2 separate regions of the Homo sapiens genome follow, and region 2 is linked to region 1. Evidence: chromatin loops called from intact Hi-C (ENCODE). Cell type or tissue: heart left ventricle. All regions are shown on one strand.

Evidence for each region. Hi-C counts contacts between places; a loop is a spot of excess contacts. Peaks named below come from ENCODE experiments on the same cell type or tissue, not always from the same donor. Only the 100,000 strongest peaks of a DNase experiment are listed, where the experiment ranks them.
Region 2: a loop joins it to region 1, with 2.3 times the contacts of the local background. A loop is called at or near these places in 3 of 110 quality-filtered maps.

What each region holds. Positions count from the first base shown.
Region 1 is chr4:53,847,830-53,855,829 of GRCh38, reverse strand. No RefSeq gene overlaps it. Among named protein-coding and RNA genes, the nearest start is that of CHIC2, 210 kb to the left of the region's middle. In heart left ventricle, no CTCF peak of the experiment used is centred here; a DNase peak (open chromatin) is centred at 3,219; H3K27ac peaks cover 1,741 bases.
Region 2 is chr4:53,711,441-53,719,440 of GRCh38, reverse strand. LOC100506444 (a long non-coding RNA gene) reads right to left here. Exons shown (of 3, transcript NR_125918.1): 2 at 2,434-2,609. Among named protein-coding and RNA genes, the nearest start is that of LNX1-AS2, 120 kb to the right of the region's middle. RefSeq lists an enhancer at 111-712. In heart left ventricle, no CTCF peak of the experiment used is centred here; no DNase peak of the experiment used is centred here; H3K27ac peaks cover 998 bases.

The DNA.
Region 1 (8,000 bases):
TTGTAAAAGAACAGTGAAAAACATGGGTCTCGTTGAGCTTGTGTGTGACTATGTGTATTTGTGTCGTTGAGCTTGTGTGTGACTATGTGTATCTGTGTTTTATTATGCAATGAGACTAAAAAAATAGAAGCAAGATTCTGAAAGCCCCAGAGCATGCATGACTTGTCATGAAAACGGGAAGCAGATTTTCTGGCAAGACTGAGTGTAGGTCCAGTTAAATTGTTTTGAATCTGATGATTTAGATATAACGTCTGATGAAGTATGATTTAGATATAAAATCTATGGTAAAGTAAAGCATAGCCCTAGCTGGTTGACTCAACACAGGCAGGCAGGAAACATGAGGCTATACTTTGTTTTTGTCAATTACAGGGAGCCCTCCCAGCTACACACACCTATGTGTTTGAGGAAGATAACTTCAGAAAGACTGTGTAGTTGGACTGTATTATACCATTCATCTAAAAAATTGGGAAATGAGAATCTGAGGTTTGGGACTCTGATGATAGAATCATACTATTATATGTTGCAACAAGGGTAAGATTGATCCACTTACTGACTGATTCATTCATTCAACATGTGTTTATTGTACAGCTGCTGCGTTAGAGGTTCTGGGCTAGGCCCTGGGGGTATAATGGCAAATAATGCAGAGTGAGTTTCTGCCCCTGTGGAGTTTATAGTCCCGTGGCGAATACAGGTCAATAAGCAGACTCAGTTATAGTGGAGGGCTGGGAATGCAATGAAATGGGTAGTGTAGTTGCTAAGGGAGGCCAGGGAAGGGTCAGCCAACCCAGTTCTGTGGAAGGGTCAGGAAAGGCTTCTTGGAAGAAATGATGTCTAGACAATGACATAAAAGATGAGGGGCAATCAGCTAGGCACAAGGCTGTGGTGGGGGCCAGGGAGAATTTGGTGAGGGAAGGGAATGAGCTACAGACCTTCAAGCAGAGGGAATTGCAGAAAGCATGGTGTATTGTAGGAACTGGGAGAAAATAACAAACGCCTAGATTCTAACACATGAAGCAGGAAAAGAGTGAAGGCAGGGGTCAGATCTTGCAGAGATTTGCGGAACATTTAGAAAGGCTGAACTTTATTTCAAGATAAATAGAAGTTATTGAACAAGCCAAAATATATCTTGATCTTAATCGGTCCTATTTTTGCAGGGATTGGGGGTGCAGGAAGAGGAGGTAAATACATGTCAGGAAACCAGACCAAATTCACACAGTGGGCAGTTTGGTGGTGGTGGCAGTTTCAGCAGGACAGCTGCAGAACTTATGGATCCTCATGGCTGGTGTGCTGCGATGGCGTTGCTTTCACCTTCTGCTATAACACTAATTTTGTTCTATTTTCTTACAGATATTCTCTCCAGATATCTAACTCAATCTAAATTATCAGTGCAAACAAGGTGAAAATGAGGAGTAAGTACTGCAAAGTGATAAATAACCTAAATCATACATCTGATTTTGGAATGTGACCACATAAATGGGCACAGTGCACATACTCATACTCACTGGCATACTCACACTTTTTTGAAAAAAACAGCTTTATTGAGGCATAAATGATGTGCAACAAACTGCAGATATTTAACAAACAAACACCAGGAGATTGGTTCCAGGACCTCTGAGGATACCAAAATCCATAATGCTCATGTCCCTTATGTAAAATGGCGAAGTGTTTACATATAACCTATGCACATCCTCCCATAAATGTTAAATCATCTCTAGATCACTTATAATACCTAATATAGTGTAAATGCTATGTGAATTGTATTTTTAATATGTGTATTATTTTATTGTTGGATGGCTATTTTTCATTGTTTTTTTTTCTGAATATTTTCCAATTGAGGTTGGTTGAATCTACAGATGTGGAACCTGCAGATACAGAGGGCTGACTATATACAATTTGATGAGCCTGGACATATGCATACAGCGATGAAAACACCACCACAATTAAGGTAATGAACATATCTACCGCCTCTAAAAGTTTCCTTGTGTCTCTTTGTTCTTGTCATAAGAATGCTTAACATGGGGCTGGGCATGGTGGCTCACACCTGTAATCACAGCACTTTGAGAGGCCAAGGCAGGTGGAACACCTGAGGTCAGGAGTTCAAGACCAGCCTGGCCAAGACGGTGAAACCCCGTCTCTAATAAAAATGCAAAAAAAATTAGCTGAGTGTGGTGGCAGGCGCTTGTAATCCCAGCTACTCGGGAGGCTGAGACAGGAGACTCCCTTGAACCTGGGAGGTGGAGCTTGCAGTGAGCTGAGATTGCGCCACTGCACTCCCGCCTGGGCAACAGAGTGAGACTCTGTCTCAAAACAATCAAACAAACAAACAAAAGAATACTTAACATGGGATGGAGATCTACCTCTTAACAAATTTTTAAGTGCACAATACAGTATTATGGACTACAGCCACCATGTTCAGCAGAAGATCGTATCCATCTTGCATAACTGAAACTTTTATCGCTAAACAATGTTTCCCCATATCCCCCTCCTGTAGCCTCTGGCAACCACCATTCTACTATCTGCTTCTATGAATTAGATGATTTTATTTACCTCCTGTAAGTGGAAGCATGTTGTCTTTGTCCTTCTGGGACTGACTTATTTCCATCAGCATAGCATCCTGCAAATGGCAGGATTGGCTTCTTTTTTAGGGCCGAATGGTATTCCATTGTTGCATCTCCACTCTTGAACCATGCTGGTGTGGGCTTAAAGGAGTAGGATTCTCCAAGCCAGAGTTGGTGAGAGGGAGAGGAGCTTTGATGAAGATGGACAAATTGTCACTCTGAACCATTCTTGGCACATTAGCTTGAGTCCAGCTGACTTTCCAAGTCATAGCACTCTTTAATATAACACAGGTTCCCAAGGTATCTTCTGTAGAACCCCAAGTTCCCAGGCTTGCAATAGATAACATTGAAAAGTGGGCTTCCAGGTTAAACAATTCTAGTTAGCATGAGGCAACGTTAAATTTCTTGACTAAGAAACTGATGGCAACTTTCATATGTTAATGTTGCATTGTAACGTTGAGAAAAGAAGCATAATTTGCATCATAAGTTAACTCAAAGATTCTCCTAGCCTGCTTGAGCACAGAAACTTAATTTTTTCATGGAGCAACACAGGGCAGATAGTAAGGCATTTTGGAGAGGACATTGGTGTCTCTGAGGCTTAGAGTGCATTCCAGGAGGAGTGGAACGGCCCAGGGTCTTCCAGGGCTTGCGATTTGCTTGTCTATCTGTGACAGAAGCACATCGTGGCTCGCACACTAACAGCTACAGGATTCTTCTCTCCAGGAGAGACAGTTGGTCAGTTTGGTGACTTTTCCAAGGAAAATACAGAGAGTAAAGTAACCAGACCAGGGAAACAGCCATTCTTTAGTAAAAACAAACACAGGAGCCCCTGCGTCAGCAAACCCCATGGAGAGCAACTTGCTCAATCTTTTAAATACTTTTTAAAGAAGGATTTGAGGTCTTAAACTTGACTTTGAGGAGAAAAAAAAATTTGTGTTAAAAAGAAACATATGTGAGACAAATGTCAGGCAGCTGAAAATCATGGATAATTTTGACACATTTTTAATTATAATTTTCAATGAAAAAATAATATAGAAAAACTCTCTTTAAAAAGCTCACCTTTCAAAAAAAATTCTGTTGAAAAAAGACAAGCAGCTCTGGGTGACATCTGCCTAATGGTATAGAGTTTTGCAAACGGCAGAAATGTGAGAGAATCCCTAGGGCGCATTGCTGATTGATCTTAAAGAGGAGCAACCCAGGTCTCGAGGATTTTCCTGAAATGTATTGTTCTCAAAATATTCTTAGCAGTCAATATAATTTTTGCCCACTCTTTGGATCTCACCAGTACGTGTATAATAGCAAAACAACCCAAAGAAGATAAAGTTTCAACTGTTTGTATCAGAAGAAGACTATGAAATCTACTATGAATCAGTGAGCCAGGCAGGCTTTAGAAGATTGTAAGAGTTGAATGCAAGGAGGTTAAAGCAAAAAGATACAGCCTGGAACTTATCAAGAAGATAACCATTTTTTCCACTGGATTAAGTGCCGAGTACTTTTCACACATAAGTTTCATCTTCATGATATCCCTGAGAGGTTCACATTATTCCCAATTTACTGATGTATAAGTTGAGTTCAAAGAAGTGAAGAAACTTTCTCAAGTCCCTATAGTTATTGAGTGTGGAATTAACATTTTAACCCTGATTCATCATGCTCATCTCTTCAATGCTCCTACTTCCAATGACAAAGTTGTTCTCACCCAAATACATTTAATTTGAAAGTCAAGAATAAAAGATCTTGGGCAAGCAATAAACTTTTTTATTTTGGAGACAGAGTTTTGCTCTCATCACCCAGGCTGGAGTGCAATGGTGCAATCTCAGTTCACTGCAACCTCTACCTCCTGGGTTCAAGCGATTCTCCAGCCTCCCAAGTAGATGGGATTATAGGCTCCCACCACCACACGCAGCTGATTTTTGTATTTTTAGTAGAGATGAGGTTTTACCTTGTTGGCCAGGCTGGTCTTGAACTCCTGACCTCAGGTGATCTGCCCACCTTGTTCTACCAAAGTGCTGGGATTACAGGCGTGAGCCACGGTGCCCAGCCAAGAAACTTTTAATAACTGTTTTTAAATCAAACAGAATCCCTGGGTGAAAACAGATGGGACTGGGAATGAAATTGTTTCACAAATCTATTAATTTTACTCGGCAAACACTCACATAGCACTTTCCAGGCACTGGCTTAAACATTTTGCTAATGTGGATCCTCCTAACAGCCTTATGAGGTAAGTACAATTAGCATCTCCTGTTTACAGAAAAATAAACAGAGAGGTTAAGTCACTTACCTAAGGTTACCCAGCTAATCAGTGGCAGGGCAGGGACCCACATGCAGGAAGTCAGGCTCCAGAGTCCATATTTTTAACCTCTATGCTATTGAAAGTAATGGTAAAAACCACAATTACTTTTTCACTAAGCTAATATGTTCCTTCTTTGATCAGACTTTTGAGGTCTAAGGAAATACCACACCAGGGTGCTGGGTCTGGCGTTCAGTTTTTATAGTGTGTTTACTTGCCTAGTGTCAGATGCACTTTAGGCCAAAACAGATTTTCAAAGCTTTCCTGAATACTACCATGTCAAGGAACATGAGGCCTGGATGTCTATATCCAGTGAGGATATCTTGACCCCACCCAACACACATGTGCTCTTCTCAGAGGTGGTCTTGTTTCATTGGCCATGGCAAATCAAATGCCTACGGCCTTCCCATTTTGGTGGACAGTGGGTGGAGGATTTGTCTCTCTGGCAGTGTCAGGACTAACTTATTGGCACAGAAAAAGGAAGAGATTCTCACCTTGTGTTACTGTATCATTCATAGTGCTCAGCCACAATATGTGCTCAGATGTTCCAGAAAAACCCAGATTAAGAGTAACCCTCGCCACCTCTCTCTCACGTGTGTGCGTGCTCTCGCTCTCTCTTTCTCTCTCTTTCTCTCTCTCTGTCTCTCTCTTTCTCTCTCTCTCTCTCTCACACACACACACACACACACACACACACTCTCTCTCACATAACTGACAGCTGAGTTAGGACCCATATGAACAAACATTTGCCCAGAAGCCTAATGGGGCAGTGTTGTGCTTGGGATAAGGGCTGAGGCCCTCGAATAAATTGTTTTAGCAGAGTTGAGACTCCAACTGGCCCTATAAATAATTATGACATTGAAAACAAGAGGTGGGGGTGGAGAGCTAGTGCAGCCCTTTTGAATAGCAGTTTATTGATGAACAAAGTACTTCTTGATGTTTAATTGCTCTCCCCCCTTTTCTCTAACTAGGTCAAAGTACACATAAACAATTTTTTCCCTCCACTGAAAGATGAATTATACAAACCATGAAGCAAAAGATAGGAAAAATAAAGATAAAACTCTCTTAATTGTGAAGTAGATGATTCTTCCATTTCCTTTAGCTGATCATTTTCTTTATCTTTTTTTGAGACTGGGTTATGAGACTGGCTAGTTTTTGTATTTTTGGTAGAGCTGGGGTTTCACCATGTAGCCCAGGGTGGTCTCCAACTCCTGGGCACAAGTGATACTCTCACCTCAGCCTCCTAAAGTGCTGGGATTACAGGGGTGAGCCACCATTCCTGGCCCATTTTCTTTTATGTAAAATAAAACAAGAAAAACTTCCTTTAATTCACTTTTATTTTTCATTGGTTTTCTAACTTGATAAAAATTTTCATTTGTTTCTTTTTAACATTTTCCCGTCAGAAAGGCCTAAGGCATGGGATCTTAATTGCCAAGTTTAATCAGTTCCTAAAAGACACATGAAGTTCTTTGAAGAAAAAAATGTAAATGGTATCATTCATCCAGGGAGTACTATTTAAAATACATCTCCTTAAGGCCAGAACCTAACAGGTAGCAGATCCAGGTCTAAAGTTCTGCAATGGAAAACACTGGAAATTGCAGGTCTTCTGGCCTGAACATTTAAACCCATTGAGTTTTGGGAAAGGAGATTGCTGGAATGCCTTGGGTGTCTGGAAAAAAGAGCACTGGCCTGCAAGGTAAGTTGAAGTTTTGCTTAAGAAGAGAATGAACACAATGCTAAGAATCATAACTGACCCTCAGCATTTCCAGATGTGGAACCAAGTGTCAGCATAAATTTCCCCAGATTTGTTTCGAGGACGGGCTTGTCTAGCAGTGCTGGAGGGAACACACAAGAAGGCGCCACAGTAGTGGCCAACCTTCCCCGTGAGAAAGGGCTCCACTTATGTCCTACCCAGCACATAGCTCATTCTCGAAGCCAGCTCTCAAGAGAGAAGGCAGAGCCATGCTTTGACTGCTTTGGGACAGACTCTCCCTATCTTCAATAAAGGAATTCACTCCTCACCCATGCATCTTAAGCCATGGTTCAAGACACAGAAATAGTTAGCTTTCTTCACTAACACTGTATTCTACACATTTCCATACATACGTATGACCATGTAATCTTTATAATCATAATTTTAATTTTTGATAATTATCCCTTAAGTAACTATTTTATAATATAATTCACTGTTCCCCTGCTATCAGAAATTGAGGCCCTTTTGATTATTTAATATAAAAAAATCTATAATTAATATTAATACTAATTATAGCATCAATCATTCATTGATACTTCAGTCATTACGCAGTGTTTCCTGTCATCCAGAGTGTCTCTTTCAATGGGATTTACAGGAATCATTGGTGTACACAGCCCTTTGGCCCTTTTGTCACACCATCACTTGAAAATCCACTAGCAAGCAAGCGAAAGGGGAAAAAAAAGGATTAAGAAAATGTTCATTCAATGAAATCTGAAAGTAAAACTGTGGTGGGATCTATGCAAGTCTTTAAAAATCAAATTGACTTTTTCAAAATGCAAAAATTGAAAAAGTGGCCGAAATTGCCAGCAATCTTAATCATCTGAATGTAATAATTCCACAGCCACATACACCAAAATAATACTGTTTGTCCAGTCCTTTTACATCTTCAGAGATAAAACAGCATAGCACATGATTACATACAGTGCTTACTTTGTGCCAAGTAGTTTTGTGTTTTATGTGATTTATGAACTCATCAAACCCTTGGAAAAAAGCAATGAGGAAGCTACTATTTTGTTTTCTATTTTCAAATAAGAAAGTGAGTGTGAGAGAGGTTAAGTAAGCTGCCCAAAGTCAGAGCTAGAAGGTTGCAGGGGTTGAATATTAACCCAGGCAGTTCAGCTCTGGAAGCTATGCTCTTCACCACCATACTTACTGCCTTTCCAGAATGCATGTTGGCTAATCCCTGTTGGCTTTCTTCAGTAACATTATATTATATACATACTTCCAAATGTGTATGTGACTATATGGACTTTATCATGACCATTTTAATTGTTGCAAAATGTTTTCATATAATTTTCCATGATAATTTAACCCTTCCCCCACTACTGGAAACTGAGTTCCTCTAGTTGATTAAAATTATTAACAATCTATAACACATAATTCCATAAATATGATTATTTTC
Region 2 (8,000 bases), 140 kb after region 1:
TTTTCGATTTTATAAAGTCAAGACTTATAAAGTCAATGCCTTGAGGGGACAGGTGGCAAATGTAAATTAGGGGAGTGGGCTTGGTGTGAGGTAAGAGGAAGAGTGGGGATTTGGGCAAACTAGAAATCTCAAGCCCTATCCAAGGAGTGACTGATTATTCAGCCGCAGCTAATTATTGCCATTCAGAAATGTGGATCCAGAACCTCTGCTATTGAAAGAAAGAAATGCAAGCATGCAAGCTTTTAGAGCAACTTTTGGTTTGTTAAATTTCGATAAGTAATTTGATTCTATTTTTTTTTTCAAAATGCCATGAAAGTATCAAACTATGACTTTGGGTTGCTTCAGCTTGCAGGACAGCAGTTTATGCGCTCTGCTTGATACAAATGGGAGCAATTGAAGGCTCTTTGTCTTAGTCCATTTGGCTGCTATAACAAAATACCTTATACTGAGTGGCTTATAAATAACATAAACTTATTGCCCCAAGTTCTGGAGGCTAAGTCCAAGATCAAGATGCTAGCAGATTTAGTGTCTGGTCAGGGCCTATTCCTTATAGATAACGCCTTCTATGTGTCCTCACGTAGCAGAAGGGGCAAATAAGCTCCCTCAGTTTTCTTTTTATAAGGCAATAATCCCATTCATGAGGGCTCTAACCTCATGACTTAATCATTTCCCCAAAAGCCCCACTTCATAACAGTATCTCATTGGAGATTAGGTTTAAATGTATAAATTTTTCAGGGGCACACATATTCAAACCACAGCACATTATGTGTAAAATGTGTTGAAGATGAAAATTCTTTAGGCAGAAAGCTCATTGGAAGTGGCTGAGGAGACAAAGAATGAGAGTCTGGTTTAGAATTTAGGCAACAAGAAAGGAGATGGGCCTCTTCCAACAAACATTTTCCTCTTCTTTCTTTCTTTCTTTCTTTCTTTTTTTTTTTTTTTTTTTTTTGAGACGGTATCTCGCTCTGTCATCCAGGCTGGAGTGCAGTGGCAGGATCTCAGCTCACTGCAACCTCTGCCTTCTAGGTTCAAGCCATTCTCCTGCCTGCCTCAGCCTCCCAAGTAGCTGAGATTACAGGTGCTCGCCACCATGCCTGGCTAATTTTTGTATTTTTAGTAGAGGCAGGGTTTCACCATGTTGGCCAGCCTGGTCCTGAACTCCTGACCTCAGGTAATCCACAGTGGCCTCTCACAGTGCTGGGATTACAGGTGTGAGCCATTGCACCCAGCCTCCTCTTTTTTCTTAGTAACTGAACTGCAATGTGTTAGGCTGGAAAAGAAAACTACATTTGCCAGCCTTTCTTATAGCTAAGTTTGGTCATGTAAATAAATAATTCTGTCCAATGTGATGGCGAAAGATTGTAGGATGGGGCTTCAGGAAAAGTTTTTAAAACAGATATGCCTTTTTGTTCTTCCATCCTTCTGTTTTTATCATTCTGAGATGTGGACAAAATGGCTGAAACTTCAGCAATTATCTTAAGCCAAAAGTTGAAGATGATTTTTTAAAAAGTAAGATGGAGGGACTAGGGGTCTCTAAGGTGCACAGGGCACCATTTCAGCCCTGAGTGGCCTGCTTGCCTCAGGATTTCTACTTGAAAGAAAAAATTGGTTTTATGTGTTTACACATAAAACCTGATACATTCTGACTTTTCTGTTACATGCAGTCAAACCCAACCCTCACTGAGAAAGCAACTAATTAAATGCAGAGAGCAGGAAGATAATAGGAGCCCAGGTTTGGGTGTACAATATTGGAAAGACAGGCATAGCAAGAATCTAGACGCACATCAGCAGGGTCAAGAATGTAGGTGCCAAGGATCTATTGAGTGTTCACCACATCCCAGGTGCTGTTCTAAGGGCTTTGTATGTGTTAACTCATTGAAATCTAACAACCAGTCTATGATCTTCATACTAGTCTATAACCATTTTACAGATGGGAAAACTAAGGCACAGGGAGACTAAGTGCCTTACTCAGATCTCCAGCTAGCAAGTGGTAGAACCATGAGTCATCCAACTGCTCTGTCCCAGAGCTGGTACTTGTAACTTCCACCCTGTGCTGCCTTTATGCGCTGTCTGTCCCCACCATCTCTACCACACTTCCACTCTCTCTCTCACTTGCAGCCTCTAGCCACAGTGCTTCCTTCTGCCCTGAAAATGCAAAGGCTTTTCCTGCCTCAAGGCCTTTGTCCTAATGAATTCTCTATCAAGAAGGCTCTTCCTCCAGATTGTTATGTGGCTTGCTCCTTTTCCTAATGCTGACCTTAACTCAACTATCGCCTCCTCAAACAGACCTCTGACTCAGCAGTTGGGGGACTCTTGCAATGCATGTTTCTTGCGCAGAATTATAACCTGTGTTCACATTCTCAGACGTCTATGGTTATGTTTCCACATTTAAGCTAAACAGAAGGCTCTATTTAAAGAAACAAAAATAAAAACCTGGAACTGTCGCTGCCAGACAGTCATCCATGTCCTCAAGAAATTCTCTGACAAGTCGGGAGGCATAGGAGAAGAACCACATGTATAGTGCAGGATCAGCGCTCTTCAGGAGGTCCTGGAGTGAGACGCACAGCAAGGGCAGAAAGAGCCACTTCACTACAGGCCACTGCAAACAGCTGAGAGTGGAAGTATCAGAGACTGTTAGTTGTCCTCAGTTTATTTTATCCACTGTTTCCTTGAGAATAGGATCCCCAATTTGTTTTTGGACAAATGGTTGACAAAAACAATAACTACATTTCCCAATCTCTTTTGCAACAGATGTGTCCATGTGACCAAGTTACATGGAAACGAAATGGGAGTTCCTAAGTGGAACTTCTTGGACACCATCAAAAAGGGAAGGGCATGACTTTCTTTGGTCCTCCCTTTGTTCCACGGGTTAACATGGGGATCTGAGAGCTCAATTTCCAGCAGCCACCCCAGCCAATGACACAGAAGCTACATGGCTAAGGAAGTGGAAAAATAATCTAGAAAGAACTTGGATTCTGGATGACTGAATGATACCACCCATATGTAAAGGAAAAGAATCAGCTTTCTAGTAGTTTATGCCACTGTTATTTTCATTTTTCTGTCACTTGTAACCAAGTCTACTCCTGATCCAGAGAGTGTTATATAATAAATGAGGCTGGAAGGATAAAACCAAATCAGTGAAGTCATTATAAGGAATCTTAGGAAACTTGAACTTCATCCTGAAGTAATGAAAAGAGAGTGAACATTTTTTAGTAGTGAATGAACAGGATTGCTTACACTTTTTTTTTTTTTTTTTGAAAAATCACTGTTGGGAATGAAAGCATTCTTGGGAAGTGAACTGGAGGGGGCAAGACTGGAGGCAGAGATGCCAATTAAGAGGCTGCTATAAGTAGCACTGCAAAATGGCACACTCTGAACTGCAATCATGGATGCAGAGCTAGAGAAGGTGGATTGCAGGGAAATAGAAGGAGTGGAATCTCTAGAACTTGATTTATCCATGTGCTGGCTGAGAAAACGGGAGCATTGGAATAACTTTCAAGTTTCTGATTTGGGCAGCTGCATCACTCATGAGTGAAAGGCATTAGGAGGAGCAGTTTACTAGGCTTCCAAAAAAAGACCTCCTCTAAGAATAGGGAAACTAAGCAGTAGAAGATTTTAGAAGTAGGATATTAACCCAGTTTCCAATTGCAAGACCATCTGTCAGGTTTTTGATGTAGTCAAAAGCAAGAACCAAACAGATCTGATTCAAAGTTTAGATAAACCATGCCCTTACTTGACCTTGGGCCCAGTTATTTAACCTTCTAGACCATCAGTTTCTTCATCTCTAAAATGGATACAATCACACTAATATCATTGGGCTTTATGGAAAATAATGAAATTCCCAGCTGAGTGCAAGAACATAGTAAATGGACAATACGTGTAGCTGTTGTTATTTACTGCTTGTTAAGTGTTCAGGTCATCTATATGGGAGCATTTTCTCTTCTCCTGCTTAGTCTCTCAAAGATTCTTAGTACAGAGCACAACATGTACTACCTTCACTCTCAACTAAGTCCCATTGGAGAGTACATTCTCCATAAAAACAAAGGTAATTAAAGAGTCCAGTGTGTGCACGCTAGCCCAAGGAAAACTTACTCAAATTGACTTTCACTTTGATTCTCTGCCTGCCCTGAGATCTCCCTCAGCTTCTCCTTCTGGGTATCTACTCCGCCTAGCAGCTCCAGCAAAGAATTTTAAAAATAAAATGTTCTTGATCAATATCTTGATAAATTTCTTAAAGTCTTAATGTGGTGGACAAACAATTCCTTTTTTAATAAGCCTTTTTTTCTTTGAAAGAATCTCAATTGACATGATTGAACCAAAAGAAAATCGGCATGACATATATAATATTAAGCAGCTATAAATCTGGAAGAGATTCAAAACCCAGACAGAAGGCTTTGATTTTTTTAAAGCACATTTAATCATGTTTTAAAGCAAAATGAAAAACCACAAATCTGTTTAGACATTCCAAACATGAAGAAATAATATTTTTATCAAAATCTTGTAACCTTACTCACACCAAAAGAAATTGTTCCTAAGCAGCGCTGACAACTCTGTCTGAGATGTGAATCTGAAAACACGTTTTTAAAATTATACTTTGGAAGCTTTGAATATGCTCAATGAAATTCCAGAATTAATCCACTCCAGTTTTGCAGTAGGCACTGACTCATCTACATCTCCTTCCCTCTTCCCTTTTAGCAAAGCTACCCTACTCATTCCCCCAACACATACACACACACACACGTGCACACACACACACACACACCTTCAGTTAGAACCAATGGCTATGATACATCAAAAGAGTCACAGTTAATCCAATAGACTCTTTTTTTCTGTTCCTTGCCTCGGTTTTTTCACTTTAAATGGAGGAAAACATCTCACTTATCACCTGGAACATCTGCCAAATGAACCAAGATGCAGAGAAGCTCTGATTTAGGCATGGTAGGCTGGCTCTTCATGCTCATAAATCCAGGCTGTTTAGCAGTCCCTCGTAGAATGCCAAGAGAACTGCATGTTACTGATCCCCACAAATGCCAAAATTGCAATGGGTTGACATTTACTGTGCAGTCATCATATAACAAATGATTTACCTAGAAAGAGACACAGTCTTCCAGTGAGATGACAGTTAATCCTTCTTCCAGGCTTGGAGAGGTAGAGAGATTCCAGGAAACAAATTAGCTTTAAAAAGTCTCTGGTTTTAGCTGCATCGTACATAGTTCTTTTTTAAATATAACTTTTTAAAAGATATAATTCACATATATAAAACACATTCTTTAAAAGTGTACAATTCAGTGGTTTTTAGTGTATTCACAAATTTGTACAACCATCACTGTTATCTATTTCCAGAACATTGCAATCACTCCTAAAAGAAACACCATAACCACTAGCAGTCACTCCCCATTCCCCTCCAACTCTCCAGCCTTAGGCAATTGCTAATCTATTTTCTGTCCCTAGAGATTTGCCTACTCTTGACATTCATATATAAGGGATTATACAACATGTGGCCTTTTGTGTCTGGCTTCTTTCACTTAACAATGTTTTTAAGATTGTAGATGGGAGTTTTTGCTGATATGTTGAATTTCTCTTCTGATAACACTAACAGTTATCATATTTGGAGTGCTTCTCAATGCTGAAGTGCTTTCCATGCATAATCTCACTCCATCCTCACAACAGTAGAACGAGACATATACAATTATATCCATTTTACAGACGGGGAATTGACGTTTATAGAGAAGTCAAGTAACTCATCCAAGGCCAAACAGCTAGTAAGTGATTGAGGAAGGATTTCAATCCAGGCCTGCTTGACTCCAAAGCTTGTGATGTTAACCTCCAGGATCCACTGCCAGCATTCTTAGAGATGAGTTCTGTTTTTGTTGCCCTTTCCAGGGTCTTCTTTAAAACAGGAAAAAGTGTATTCCTAAGATGCTTGAGAGTTAAGGCAATTCCCCAGGGGCTGGACTCGTATGCAATGGGTCAGTGAAATGCAGCATGGCCATGTCTGCAAGCTGAGGAGAAGTGAGTGGCAGCTAGAAATGTAAGGCCTCAAGAATTCCAAGATCTCTAAGGAGAATGACCCCAGAGCTGTAGCACCCAGCATACCGGATGGGCAAATAGAAAGCGTGGGGTGTCTGGCTGACACTTGGAATGCCACCGACATCCCTGTCTAGGTCACTCATTGATGGGCTAATACATCAGATTATTAATATAATAATTAATAAATCATTTTTTCACAAAAACTGGTCTTGACAAACATTGGAGAAATATAAGAGCCATGTTGCTCATCACTATACCCTCACAGCAAGGTTCAATCCTAATAATCTGGGCATGGGATTCAATGTGTTTCTAAAGACTCTTTGAGGAGTGACAAAACATCCAAGCAGAGATTCATTAAAAGCTGTTGATTTTTATGTTTCTCCCAGATGAAATGACATAAATTACAGCTAAGATGCACAGTTCAGTCTTTAATCTCGACCAACCACTTCTTTTAATGCCTACCCTGAAATTTCAAGAAGCCACATGGTCAAGGAGAAATCAGCTTCACTTCTCCTGATTTTCATCCTCCCAATCCCTCGAGGCCATTATCTCCACAAATTCGACGTGATTAGAAGTGGAATGCATGGATTGTGAAGAAGCAAAACAGAGCATCTGAGTAATTCTTCCTTAAAACACTGGACCCTGGATGCATTTTGGATGCAGGTGCAGAGGAAATGGTCTTTAAATGATGACAAATTTTTAGGCACATGGTTAAAATGAAGCCAACCAACCTCAAATGCTCAGATTTTCATCCCACTGTGATTTTGAACTTGAGTTAAAGGGAGGCCTGTTCATCAGCCTGGCTCTCACCGTCTTTCCTGCTGTTTCTGGCAGCAGTAGCCTTTGTCTCAGGCTGAGCCCGGCTTTTCTGTGACCTTCACTATCACAGAAGTAAGCACAGTGCTTACTCAGTGCCGGAGTCAGACGAAAGCACACCTGAAACCCCACTCTGCTGAATTCAAGGTGTGAGGCAAATTACTTAACCTCTCTAAGCCTGTGTTTCCTCACTTGTTAAATGGGAATGTGAGTACCAACCTCTTATGGATCCTATGAGGATTCAGTAAAATTTCCATGTAAAATTTTCTTAAATTTGATTTAACAACAACTTTTTATAGGCTTCTCTTAAATGCTATAGAAACAAAAAATATTTATAGCTGAAAAAAAAAACAAAGCACTTGGCAGAGTGTTTGGCATGTAGTAAGTCCCAGTAAACATTAGCTATTGTTTTTACAAATTTCTCTCAGATCTTTGGAGGCACATTCCGGCAAGAGGTTGCACAGTCTTTATTTTAGTGTCCAGAAGACACACATGATTCAGAGAGGTTGGGAGGGAGTGAAAATGTGAGCTCTCTCTAGTGGGTGCTTTCTGGTACGAGCACTCTATCTGAAGGGAAAACCTTTCCAAAGGCTTAGAAATTGAAATGTTTTTGTGCTTAGCTCAGATCACCTCCTCTTGGGGGCAGAAAAGATGAGAAGGCCCAAATGAAGAGTCCAAACAATGGAAGGTGCAGTGGCAAGAGGCAACAACGACAAAGGCCAACACTGCTCAGGAGAGCAGGGGTCCAGAGGGTAGGAGCGGGAAGTGGGGATCCACGCCACAGGGGGATGGCAGAGCAGAGACAGCCATGGCCACAGCTAGCCACACAGCTGCTGGGAGCCAGTTAGGACCAGCAGGCTTTCTCTCAGGCAGCACATCCCTCACCAGGACCCATGAATTAATGAGTGGAGCACAGGCTGGATTTCAGTTCAGCTCCTCAAATGGGTCCTTGAGCAGGACTCAGACTTCACAGCCTTCAGCAGTGACCCTGGGCTGGGGGTGGGTGTCTGAATTTGGATATAACCCAAGAGTCCAGAACCAAGAAGTTGAGAGCAAGGAAGCTGATATCTGTGGAGGGCAGGAGAGGAATGAGGGAGGATCTTAGCAAAATGTTTCTCTATATTTTGCCACATCTGTGAACCACTATAATGGGT